Linked DNA regions of Homo sapiens: regions 2 and 3 are each linked to region 1. Evidence: read pairs that join two places in POLR2A ChIA-PET (ENCODE). Cell type or tissue: HepG2. All regions are shown on one strand. Region 1 overlaps RUNX1 (RUNX family transcription factor 1). Region 2 overlaps LINC01426 (long intergenic non-protein coding RNA 1426). Region 3 overlaps LOC101928269 (a long non-coding RNA gene).

What was found. Peaks named below come from ENCODE experiments on the same cell type or tissue, not always from the same donor. Only the 100,000 strongest peaks of a DNase experiment are listed, where the experiment ranks them.
Region 2: POLR2A ChIA-PET joins it to region 1 with 5 read pairs; 5 of 35 experiments call an interaction of 5 or more read pairs at or near these places.
Region 3: POLR2A ChIA-PET joins it to region 1 with 5 read pairs; 2 of 35 experiments call an interaction of 5 or more read pairs at or near these places.

Annotation. Positions count from the first base shown.
Region 1 is chr21:34,815,948-34,819,947 of GRCh38, forward strand. All of the region lies in intron 7 of RUNX1 (RUNX family transcription factor 1), which reads right to left. Among named protein-coding and RNA genes, the nearest start is that of RUNX1-AS1, 18 kb to the right of the region's middle. In HepG2, no CTCF peak of the experiment used is centred here; DNase peaks (open chromatin) are centred at 1,230, 2,094 and 2,614; H3K4me3 peaks cover 804 bases.
Region 2 is chr21:34,758,712-34,762,711 of GRCh38, forward strand. The region is part of intron 1 of LINC01426 (long intergenic non-protein coding RNA 1426); the gene reads left to right. Among named protein-coding and RNA genes, the nearest start is that of LINC01426, 15 kb to the left of the region's middle. In HepG2, no CTCF peak of the experiment used is centred here; no DNase peak of the experiment used is centred here.
Region 3 is chr21:35,952,012-35,956,011 of GRCh38, forward strand. LOC101928269 (a long non-coding RNA gene) reads right to left here. Exons shown (of 6, transcript NR_110418.1): 6 at 2,649-2,814. Among named protein-coding and RNA genes, the nearest start is that of LINC01436, 51 kb to the right of the region's middle. RefSeq lists an enhancer at 659-1,858. In HepG2, no CTCF peak of the experiment used is centred here; a DNase peak (open chromatin) is centred at 1,770; H3K4me3 peaks cover 270 bases.

The DNA of each region.
Region 1 (4,000 bases):
AAAGCCAAGAAGCATGGAGACTTCCTAGGCTCCTCCTCATCACAAACAAGAAGGGAAATGGCCCAAGAAAGGGCAGGTGGTGCCAGCCAGGCTCTCCCCCCAGGTTCCCAGCTGGGATCTGGGAAAGGAGAAGGAAAGAATGGAGAAAGGAAACAGCCAAAGGGCCCCAGCAGAGAGTTGGTGCTATGTAAGGAAAGAAATTGTTTAGGGCAGGATATTCTGAAATTAACTTAAAACCTAAAACAAACAGTTTTGACTTGCTGTCCCAGGAGCAAGGAAAAATCCTTCCTCAACGACTCATGCACCCCTTTCTCTGCAGCTCTGGGCTAGGTTCGTGGGGGTCCTGGGAAGGAGAGAGCGTTCCTGCCCACCTGGAAGTCTCCTTCCAACTTGTTGATCTCAGAACCCTGATGTGCTCTGGGGAGAAGAGTGTGTAGCGGGTGGGGGCACGCTCAGGGTTGCCTGCCTGGATGGCATCTCGGTGGTGGTGGTTGAGTTTTTACTGTCTTACAGCACAGATGGTGGAAAATCATAGCCATGACAGTTGGTGAAGCGTCACTCAAACATGCAGCCTATCTGGTAACAGCAGAAGGCAATGTGTGGGGAAATGCCAAAGTGACAGAGACCAACAGATCAGTCAGGAGTCGGGAAGGGAGTCAGTCTGGGCCTCAGTGAGGACAAAGATGTTCTGGAGGAGATGGGGCAGGTGAGGTGCCCTGAAGAATGGCAGGATTCGGGGATGTGGTGGGGAGGAGAGGAAGGAACTTTCTGGGTAGGCATCCAGCATGGACCAAAGCTTGTGGGCAGGACTGGTCATGGGTGTTCAGAGATCAAGCAGGAAGATCTGCAGCATTCACCCACCTCAGTGTCCAGCCTCCCTCCTGTTCGTTGGCTTGACTTTTTGGTCATTTCAGAGCAAGAATGAGCTTCGGAAGAATGGAGCACCTTGTGGCCCAGAACAAGGCAGGGAGGCATGGCTAGAGAAGGAGACAGGAAACTGGTGGTTCCATGGTCTCCATAGGTATCAGGCCTCCCTGGCATCAGCTGACCTGAAATAGCAACACCTGCTTCTTCGGCCACTTTCCTCCAAAGGTGACATATTCAGACAGGTTCTACCAGGAGTGCAGGGCTAAGGGAACCTATGCAGTGCAGTCCCTGGACTCTCTGAAGGCCAAAGTATCAACAGTGAGCACATTGGGTCTTCACACGTCACTCAAGGTCACATAGAGGGGATTCAAACTCAGGCTGGAGTGTAGCCAGAAGTCCAGGTTGCCTATGCTCATTGCTATTCACCGTCTGTCACTCTGCTGCCTCTGAAAAGTTGTCCTTTTGTTTCTCTGGGATTGTCAACTGATGTACATACAGAGATACAAGGGTGGCTGAGCTACAAATGATTTATACTACAAGAAACAGACTGGCGCAACCTCATCTCTGGTAAGTCCTCAGTCTCAAATGAAATAAACAGCATATGGATTTTCCCTGTTGTGTCGCTGAGGCCAAATTAGGAGTCAGCAATGGGGCTTAGTGCTTAAATAAGTTGTGTATGGATGAGAAGGATAGGGCTGCCCATTCCTTGTTTGAGTGACTGCTGGCACCTAAATGCCTCCCGGCTCAGGTAAGAGCCTACCTGATCACAAACAGAGCTGGGAGATTTGTCGAGTTACTCAAGCCCCCAAGACATGGCCACTACATGTGTGAGATTTTCTTAGCTCTTCTACACAGGCTCCTTACTGTTGGCTCTCGCAGTAAAGAGTGGTTTTTGATAACTCTGGGAAGCTCTTTTCCTGACTCCTACACTATGGGCCTCCACGTCGTGTGGTCCTGCAATAGAAAGTCATTTCAGGGTGGCTTTGACTAAGTAATGATCCTTCAGAGCGATCATCACCCTTGAGGGGTGCCAGCCTGTACCCAGAAGGACTCCTGCCCGGGGCCGCCTCATGTCAGGGCCTCTTGAGAACTGGATTTGCAAAGTGTCTGCAGACGTAAGTCCTGGTGGCCTGCTCTGTCTGCTCTGATCACAGGGGACAGGAAGGCTGAACCAGGACAGAACAGTTTGCGGTTTCATCAATGAATAATATGGAGCTGGGGACAAAGTCCCCTCTACTTTCTGCGGCTGTCACTGAAATGTCAGCAGTGGAGGGAAAACCAGAAGAGAAAACCTCTCACTGACAGGCGCCCTCAGTGTGCAAAGAGCTCAAGTTTCAGTGCTGGGGTGGGGTGGGGGCTGCGCCCCTGCCTATTCACCCCACTCCTCCCCTGGGCTGCTCCACTCCCATGATGACTGGGAATTTATCCTACAACAGGCCACGAGCTCCTTGTTCTGCAGTAGGAAATTATCCTTCATAAGAGGGCAACTGTTAGTATTGTTTGTTTGTTTTTTAATTTCCAAAAGTAAGGAGAAGTTTATTAAATAAGAGCGGGGGAAGGGAGGAGGGAGAAGGAGAGGGAAAGGGCCCGAGAGGCAGCTGACCCCAGCATTTCCCGTCTCCCCTTGGCTTCTCCCATCCCCCTTGTCCCAGACCCCCCTCCTTCTGGTTCTGAATGTGAAAAATAAGCAGCCTGCACCTCCTCGACTGGAGATGTGTCTAACAAGGCCCTCATTGTCTCAGACAGGTGTGAGATTGGACTTGATTCGGGGCCAACACCTCCAGTACCGGAGCCAGCTCTGTGAGCCGAAAACATGCACCAGCCCTCCAGTAATACCACTGCAGCCAGCCAGAGACTCAACAATTTAAGGCTTAACACACACAACATAAATCAGAGGAGGATGGACCAGCCGACCGGCAGCTTCTTGGGCAGATGCCTGCAGACTGTCTGCAGATCATACCCTGCCTGTTTGGGTTATTTGAGACTCTTTTTCTGTAATATAAAGATGAGAAACTGGGTGGAGCAGCGTGCAGAGGCACACGGGTGTTTGTCCTGTCTTGTTCCAACAGCCCCTCTTTCGCCTAAGTGCTGTTTTGAAGGGACTGCTCAGGACGGTTCACATTGCTACATCCAAATCCTAGGAATGTGTCCAAGCTGGGGAGGAGGGGAAAGGAAAGCTGAGCGCTCTGATATGGGTGGTATCTGTGTGACCCTGGGCAAGTCTCTTAACCTCTCTGGGCTCATCCATCTAACAAGGGGTCTAGTTTTCTGCGATTCACTCATCTCTAATGCTCAGAAGTTCAAAGTCACTGTAAGAAGTGCCCAAGTCAGAGGAGGTCATTACACTTGGGAGGAAACTCACAGCACCATTGAATGCTGTTTCTGAGTGGATCCATGTCTTTGAGCAAGAAAAGTCTCTCCTCCTCATACCTGTTCTTTAGAAACTTGTGGTTCTCAGACTGCTGAGGCAAGCCCAGAGCTCGAGCCCCCGGGAGTGTGGTCATGACATGGCAAGAGCCACACGCTATGGGAGGGGAAGATGGAGATGACAGGTCTGCACTGCTAGTTACTGCCATGCTCCAGTCCCTCTTCCTAATCAATTCTTAGATAAGTTTCATTGAGGAGGGAGGATTACCAAGTCACCAAGTCTTAGTGAAGGGAGGGGGCCCAGAAGCCACCCGTCAATGCGGGAGCCCCCACTCTGGTGCCTCTGAAAGAAGGGCATTTGGTCTCTGCAAATTCCTGTGACATTCCAGGGTAGCTTTTGGCCCTGCCATTCGTCACCCTGACCCTGAATTCATGGACAAGGACGTGGCCGTCACAGGGATGCCTTCATCTGGTCCCAGCTCTCTCCCTCTCATAGCCGTGTACTCTGTTGGGAGCAATTGGCATGAAGTTTGGCAGTGGCATCCTGAACCGGGATGACAGGACCATCAGTCAGCACCAGCCTCCCGCCCCTCCTGGCCTCGGCCTGCCAAAGCCTCGTATTCCCACAGCTGTGGCTCCAGCCTCTGCCCTGTCACACTCGCACACCTGTTTGCCATCCTGCTTCTGGCCCGCCAGCCCAAGCCACAGCCCCCAAGCAGGCTTAAAGGGCCGGGCTTGTGGGAGGAATCGGCACAGGATGGTATTT
Region 2 (4,000 bases), 57 kb before region 1:
GCTCTAAAATTCTTGTTTGGCAGCTAGTTAGCTAGTCAGACTAGATTCCTCTATCATTGTCCCACGTAACCCCTTAAGGGATCAGGCAGAGCAACTGCTGCCTGCAGAGGGCCGTGAGTCCTGCCAAGGTGGCCTCTGGAGCCCTGATGCATCACCTGTAGGCAGCATCCAAGTGCCCAGACCTCTGGGGCCTGCTCCGGGCTTCCTGGAGGCAGATGGGCATCATCGTAGCAGGTGTCTTTCTCCTTGGTGTATGAGCTTTCCACGGAGTTGTTATGTCTAAATCAGATTCCAACATTCAAGAGCCTGTCTTTGGGAAGGCAATGGAAGGTCTTAAGCAGAGGAATAATAACCAAATATACCTGACCCAGGTTGTCTGGTCCATCCTCAAGTGGGAAACCAAAATGGAGGCAGGGAGATCTGGGGTGGGGGGCGAGGGGGCTGTCTCAATGTCCTGGCAATACCCTGCTTCAATATCCTCTGTCGAGGGCAAGGATCTTCTTACGGTAGGCTGTGGGCCCAATCTGGCCGGCTGCTGGGTTTTGTCTGGCCCATTAAGTAGGAATGGTGAACACTCTCGATTGATTTGATGAGAGAATACTACCTCTGAGCCCCAATGAAGTGAGATTTTATCCCCTCTAAAAAAAGAATTCATTTTTTTCTCATTAGTTGAACTGTATTTTTTTAATATCCTTGATTTTTAATAATATTGTCATATTTTAATTTTCATTAATAAAAAAGTATGGAAATGTGCTTTCACTCTTTTTATGGAAGTAACTGCTGCAGGGCATCGTGGCTCATGCGTGTAATCCCAGCACTCTGGGAGGCCGAGGCAGGTGGATCACCTAATATCAGGAGTTCAAGACCAGCCTGGCCAACATGGTGAAACCCTGTCTCTACTAAAAATACAAAAATTAGCTGGGTGTGATGGTAGGCACCTGTAATCTCAGCTACTCGGGAGGCTGAGGCAGGAGAATCACTTGAACCCGGGCAGGGAAGATTGCAGTGAGCTGAGATTGCACCGTTGCACTCCAGCCTAGGTGACAGAGTGAGGATCTGTCTCAAAAAAAAAAAATAATAATAAGTAACTGCATAGTAGGTTTGATTTTGCCTCTTGCCCTACAACACCTGAAGTATGCACTATCTGGCTCTTCACCAAAAAGGGCTACTGAGCTCTCCCTGGTCTAGGTGTTGGTGGAGAAAATGGATGGGTTCGGATGTATTTTGGAGTGAGAGCCAGTAGGACTTTAATTTTAATGCTGGCAGAACATAGACTATGCTGCAGGGTGGGACAGAGTCACTTGATCCCTAAGACAAGTCTAAGACTATGAGGGGCCATGGTCCACCACCGTCATAGCAGGTGTCTTTCTTCTTGGTGTATGAGCTTTCCAAGGAAGTGTTATGTCTAAATCAGATTCCAACATTCAAGGGCCCAACTGTATATGCGAAGGCAATGGAAGGTCTTATGCAGAGGAATAACAACAAAATATACCTGACCCAGGTTGTCCGGTGCCAGGTGGAGGATGGACCACCTGGGAACCAGAATGGTGGTGATGAGGCCCCCAACATGGCCTAGAGCAGCCCTCCCCATGGTCCCCTCTGGGTTGAGTCTCGGGCTCCTCCCATGCCCCAGCTGAGCCCATAGGTCTCCTGTGTACCAGCAGCCTGTTGACCAGAATAAGCAGTGCCTGGCACAGGCCCTGGAGGCTTCATGTTATAGCCCATAAACAACGCCGTATTTATTGACGGATGACTATCATTGTCAAGTTTCCAGCCACCACCCCACCTTCCATAGGACCAGCAGGCTGGCTCCTGGCTGGCACCAAGAGTGAGCGGCTTGGGCATTTAATCAGGTTCAGGTAACAGGTAAGGACTGGTTCCCCAGCTAGGGAAAAACACAGTGAATATTTTGGATTGAGCCATGTGTGCCGCATCTTGCTGGAGCTTGCAGGCCCCTTGGAGGCTCTCAGACGGCTCTTAATTAATTGCTGGAGCCAAGTGGGGCAATCTTGTGAGCGCTGTTGCTTTTGCTCATCTGATCCAGCCATGCTCAGGGGAGGGTGAGGAGCTGGCCTTGGATTTAGGGGATGAATGGGGTGGGCTGGGATATGGGAGGAGCTCAGTGGCCTGGCCAAGATGGTTGGGACAAAGCTTGGAATAGCCAACCTGTTTGTCAAGCAAATGGACAGGCCCTTTCTTCCAGGCAGAGAAAGACCTTGCTTCAGCTCCCTGGCTTGGGGAGGAGAGACCCAGATTCGAATCCTAGCTCTACTACTAACTAACTCTGGGACCATGGGGCAATTAGCTGCTTTAAGCTTCACTGTCTCATCTGTAAAATGCATGCAGTGATACTACCTCGAAGGATTGTGGTGGGAATCAAATGAGATGAGGGTAATGCCATGCACCATAGTCCCTGCAAGGCCACTGGGTCCCTGTAAGGCCACTGATCAGTGGGGCATGCCAACACTAGAGGCAGTGCTAACCCTAGGAGGCGGGGACAGCAGAAGAGATCTCAGGTGGGCCCATGTCCCTAAGGGGAGAACGAGCCCTGGGCACCAGGGACATCATGCAGTGAAGATGCTGGAGGTGGGAATGGGGTTTCAAGTGCCAGGGACCATCTCCTTAACTCCTCTGCACTCATGCATGCAGCTCCTGCAAGGCTTGGCAGAGCTCGGGCTGAAGAGGAAAGGCTCCTGCCTACCCAGCCATAGGTCCCCAGTGGATGCAAAGGGAACTTTTCCTTGGTCCTGGTCCTCAGTGGAACCCGTTTTGTTTCGATTGTCCCTGACCTGGCCTGTGCTCTCGCTGCACCATCCTGTGGAACACAGACACCTGGAGAGTCAGAGCTGGCTGGATCTTTGGAAGGGCACAGTCACAGCTGCACCCGCCACTCCTTCCCATCCCAGGCTCGATACTTCAGTAATCCTTGCTGCCTGAGCTTCCCTTATGGGTCCCAGGTCACACCTTCTTTCCTCCTATTCTGTTTGCTGAGATACCTTCTCTTCAAATCCTTCTCCTATAGAGAGGTTTCCATGAGCCGTGGGATGGGATGGGTGTGGCCCTCTTCTGGGATCCAGAGCTCCATGGAGAGCCCTCTGACTTGGTTCCTGACTCCTTCTGCAGACCTTGTCTCCATCTTGCTTCCCTCCTCCATCAGTCCTCTAGGCCTTGAGGACAGGCACTGAGTCTTACTGCAGTGTTGAGGCTCCAAGATGGCAGTGATCTCCCAATAAATATTTGCTAACCTCAGCTGATTTCTTTACTTTATGATGTAAGAATTGAAGCTACAAGAGGGTCTGTGACCTGCCTAAAGTCATATGCAAATTAACCAGATCTTGGCTCCAGTAGTCTACTTTGACTCGAGTGCTGTTTCCCTTAAATCATGCAGCTTGTCAGGTCAGGTCAAGCATAGCCTGGATCTCACCACATTCTTACGGGATTGAAGGATGTAATATTAATGACTCAGTAGGCTTGGAATCAGCCAATCAGCAAGTGCTCCTTGAACCCCTTGATATGGAAGGTACAGGTAGAGAAGGTAGTAATTTTTCACAAGTCTCAAACTCAGCTATGTAGAAATATAGATTTGGTTTTCTTCCCTTATTTTTAATAGATTATACAATCATATTACATAAAAGCAAAACCAATACAAAAAAGCTACAACTTTTTACGTCTTATTTATATTTTCTTAGATTTTATGAATCTTTGAAAAATATAACCAAAGTGAATATATGTTCTTAATTTTCCCTTTTTGCATAAAGCCTATTGCATACACCATTTTGCACCTTGATTTCTTTGTTTCCTTTCCATACTTTTACGTAGAGAGCTTCTTTACTGTTTTATAGCTGTAGAATATTCCATTATTGATTTAACCTGCCTCCTATTGGGGGACAATTGGTTGTTTTCAATCTTTCCTTATTATAAACAAAACTGCAGTGAATAACCACAGCCGATAGGAAGGCTGATAGGAAAAATTTCCAGAAAAGCAATCACTAAGGTAGAG
Region 3 (4,000 bases), 1.1 Mb after region 1:
AAAACTATTCTGTGATAAGAAAAGGATTGGCCGGGCGCAGTGGTTCACACTTGTAATCCCAGCACTTTGGGAGGCCAAGATGGATGGATCACTTGAGGTCAAGAGCTCGAGACTAGCCTGGCCAACACTATGAAACCCCGTCTCTGCTAAAAACACAAAAACTGCCAGGTGAGGTGGCAGGTGCCTGTAATCCCAGCTACTCGGGAAGCTGAGGCCTTGAAACCAGGAGGTAGAAGTTGCAGTGAGCCGAGATTATGCCACTGCACTCCAGCCTGGGCAAAAGAACGAGACCCTGTCTCAAAAAAAAAAAAAATGATTAGGAATTAAGATTAAAGGTCACAATGACACTATGTGTGTGTCCTCAGGGAAGACATTTCAGCAGAGAGATAAAAGCTTCCGGGTGCTTTCATCTGTGAGTTTCCAACAAACCTGTGAGCCTCCGGCAGTTGTAGAAATTCTCAGACGAGATATGAACTCATTTCCAGACCCACGGACATTGAAATAGGGAAGAAGGACCTGATGTGAAAGGACAGAGGTAAGGGCCAGTTTGTAGCACTAGAGCCAATAACTGGGAACCTCATAACTCCAACTGAGTCATCCTGGCTCATGCTTCTGAAGTTAATTTAACTTAAAGAAATATGTTTTTCTTTATGGATGAAGTGCATGGGTCTGTGCTGGGTGTCCTGCCCAGCTTCCCTTCATTTTCTGTGCCAAAATCAGCCAAAATGCTGTGTCTGTCCATCACTTTTGGCCAATCAAGCAGAAATGCAGGGGCTAGAAGCTCTAGCACATTCCTGTCCCATTTCCTCTCTGTCCCCCATGATAACAACATCAGCAGGAGATTGTCCAAAACTGGCAGTGGTTTCTGGAGGGAAGGAAATGGCTTCCTAGTGGGAAGGATCAGGGCAAAGGCTATGCATGCTTTTGCTTTTCATGTCAGACCCAATGCCTCTGTGCCACTGCCCGATAGAAAAGAAAGATTGTGGAGGACGTAAGTGCTAGAATCATCACATGAACATCTTCAGGGACAATGTTCTAGAGGCTCACCTCTATGGTCCTTCAGATGGGAAATAGCAATATCATTTCAGGAAATATCAATGAATTTAATAACTAAACATTTCCTGTAAAGAGATAAAGGAAAGAATGACACATTCAGCTGGCAAAAACTTTGGTGTCTAATATATGCCAACTCTTCCTTCTCTAAAGGCTTCAAAAGTCAAGGCCCATGTGAATACAGAAACATCACTGATTGAGATGAGCATGGTTATTCAATATACTTCTGCCATAATGACACTTCCAAATGCTATCTAAGAGTTTTTCTGCAAGGAGTTTGGAATCGCTCATGTAAACCCATTGATATTTTTGTTACATTGCAAGGTTTTTCCCCTAAAGTAAGGATCAGACAACAGCCTTCAATGATAATTTTTTAAAAAGCTTCCTGCTTTTTTTTTAATGGAAGTTTTCTTTTTCAAAGGTGAAGGATGTTGTTTCTCATGATAGCTTTGTTGCCACCAACAGAAACTCAAAGTAGAGATCTAGAGGTGAATCAGGTAGGATTACCTACATTGCTGTTCTTGGAACGCAGCTCCACTTATGGGAGAATTGTCAACTATTTTAATATTCTATTTTCCAGGAAAACATAGTCCCATGTTCAACAGAAGCCCAGAAAATTCCAAAGCAGACAATCAACAAAGCAGACTCTGTCACCAGGCAAGATACAACTACATCTGGGTCAACAACATGAAGAAATACGTTATCACTGTGTAAATACGAACAGTTCCAGGAAACAGATCTTTGCATTCCTGCCTTTTGTTTCACTGAAACCAGGACATGGAGCTCATGCTTCCAGACAAATGTCAAGTCTACTTTGACCCTGGCTTTCCCCAAGTACATGAACCCTCCAGGGAGGCAGAGAGTTGCCTGGCTGAAACCAAAGAATCTTCTGGCCACCCCCAAACCTGCCCCTGGCAATGGCCTATACAAAGTAAGTCTGAGAAATGTAATACATCTTAGGAATGCACCTGGAATATAGCAATATTATATCCACCCAGGGAAAAGTCTTCCTGGGGATTAGAGTGGGCTCTGAAATTTGAGGCTTCTCAAGCTTTCATAATTGTTATCCCAATTAATGTAACTGCAGACACCATTCTTATATTCCCAGGTACAATAATGTCCCGTTCCTTTGAAGCTCATCAAGCCATTTGCTTCAACACTTGAGGAGGCAAGCCCCAAGGTTAACAGCCCTCCACGTGAGCCTCTCATCTGCCTGCTGTACAAATGTGTTTTCTTTGCATTTCAGTCATGCCCTGACCTTGGAGAGGACGATGTAAAGGGGAATGCCTAATTAACTTTCCATTTATAAACCAATTATTTTACTATTGGCACCTTCATTCTGCAATCACTGACATAAAATCTTTTACAAAACAAAATGTAATAAATGAGAAATCGATTGGATTTTTTTTAAGTTTGCTTTGAAGTCAGCCATTAATAAGAAATGTCCTTTAATAAGAGAGATCTGTCTATAGAAGTTCCTCGACGTCAGAGCCCAGCTGTGCGGCTGCTGGAGGAGACGAAGCCGCATTCAATCAAGGCTTTGGAACTCTTCCTTGTTCATCTTTAACTGCAAGGACAGAGGCGTACTATTTTTCTTTTTTTTTTTTTTTTTTTTTGGTAGAGAGGGGGGTCTCCGTAGGTTGCTCAGGCTGGTCTCAATCTCCTGGACTCAAGCAATTCTCCTGTCTTGGCCTCCCAAAGTGCTGAGATTACAGGTGTGAGCCACCACACCCAGCCAGTACCAGAAGGACTGCTTTTCTCCTTAAAAAAGAGGGAAAGAATGTTTTCACATAGATCTTCATGTGCTAAAATCACACCAAAAACTCATGCAAGGTCAATGAAGAACAAAGTTCTCTGCTCCCACCACAGAATCTTTGCATTGACTGTCACTGTCCCGGACACTCTTTCCCAGAGGTCAGCATGGTTCTCTCCTTTATCTTCTTCAGTTCATCATCAAGTGTCACCTTTTGGTGAGACCTTCCCTCACCACCCTACTGACAACTATAAACCAGCAGCCCCGACATCTGCATCCCTTCTCCACCCTGCTTTCCTCCATAGCACTCCCATGCTTGACATTCTTTACATTGGGTCTACTCCTCCCTTTTGATTATTCCACGCCTCCCCACCATGAGAATGTAAGCTCCATGAGGACAGGAAGATCCCAGCAACACCTAGAACAGAAGCCAACATAGAGCCAGCACTCAATAAATATAATGAGACGTATACATCAAGTATTTACAATGGAAAGTCAAAATACCGCTGCCCATCATGAGCAAGTCATTCCCCTTCTCTCCACAAAGATAGACAGTGTGGTGAAGCCACTGCCCAGGTGAGTCGAGAACAAAGAAGAGAGAGAAAAACTGCTCCTGTTCTCCAACATCAGATACAAAGCACCGTGCCTTCCATGTCACCTGGGAGCCCAGACTCAGGCAGCTACCATGATCCCTGCCCACACCTCCACCTGAAACTCCAGAGGGAAGAGGGGTAATGTTCCCTCTGGCTTCTAGCTTGCTCGTGGCTTGCTGGTGAGTTGTATCCAGGGCCAGCTCCATGGGAACTGCTGTAGTCACACCCAGGGTCCCATACTCAGAAGAGTCCCAAGCTTGGTTTCATGCTCTGCTGTGGCCGTCTGGAAATTCTTTCCAATTTTACCTTTGAACTTGGGACAGTGGAGCATGCATATGAGCAGAAGAGATTCATAAAACCAAAAGAAAAACTTTATATTTTAGTACCTTTAGCAGCATTTTTTTCTCTGCTTTTTCAACAAGCAGATCCACATTTTCTTTTTGTACTGAGCCCTAAAAATTACGTAGTTGGTCCTGGATGCATTCATGTTCTTTGTGGAGGGAAAACTTTCTAAGGTGGAGAAAATCCACTCTGTCTAATGGTTCTGTTCTCCCAACTTGATAGAGGTGTGGCCATCTCTTTCTGGCTAACAACAGCAACA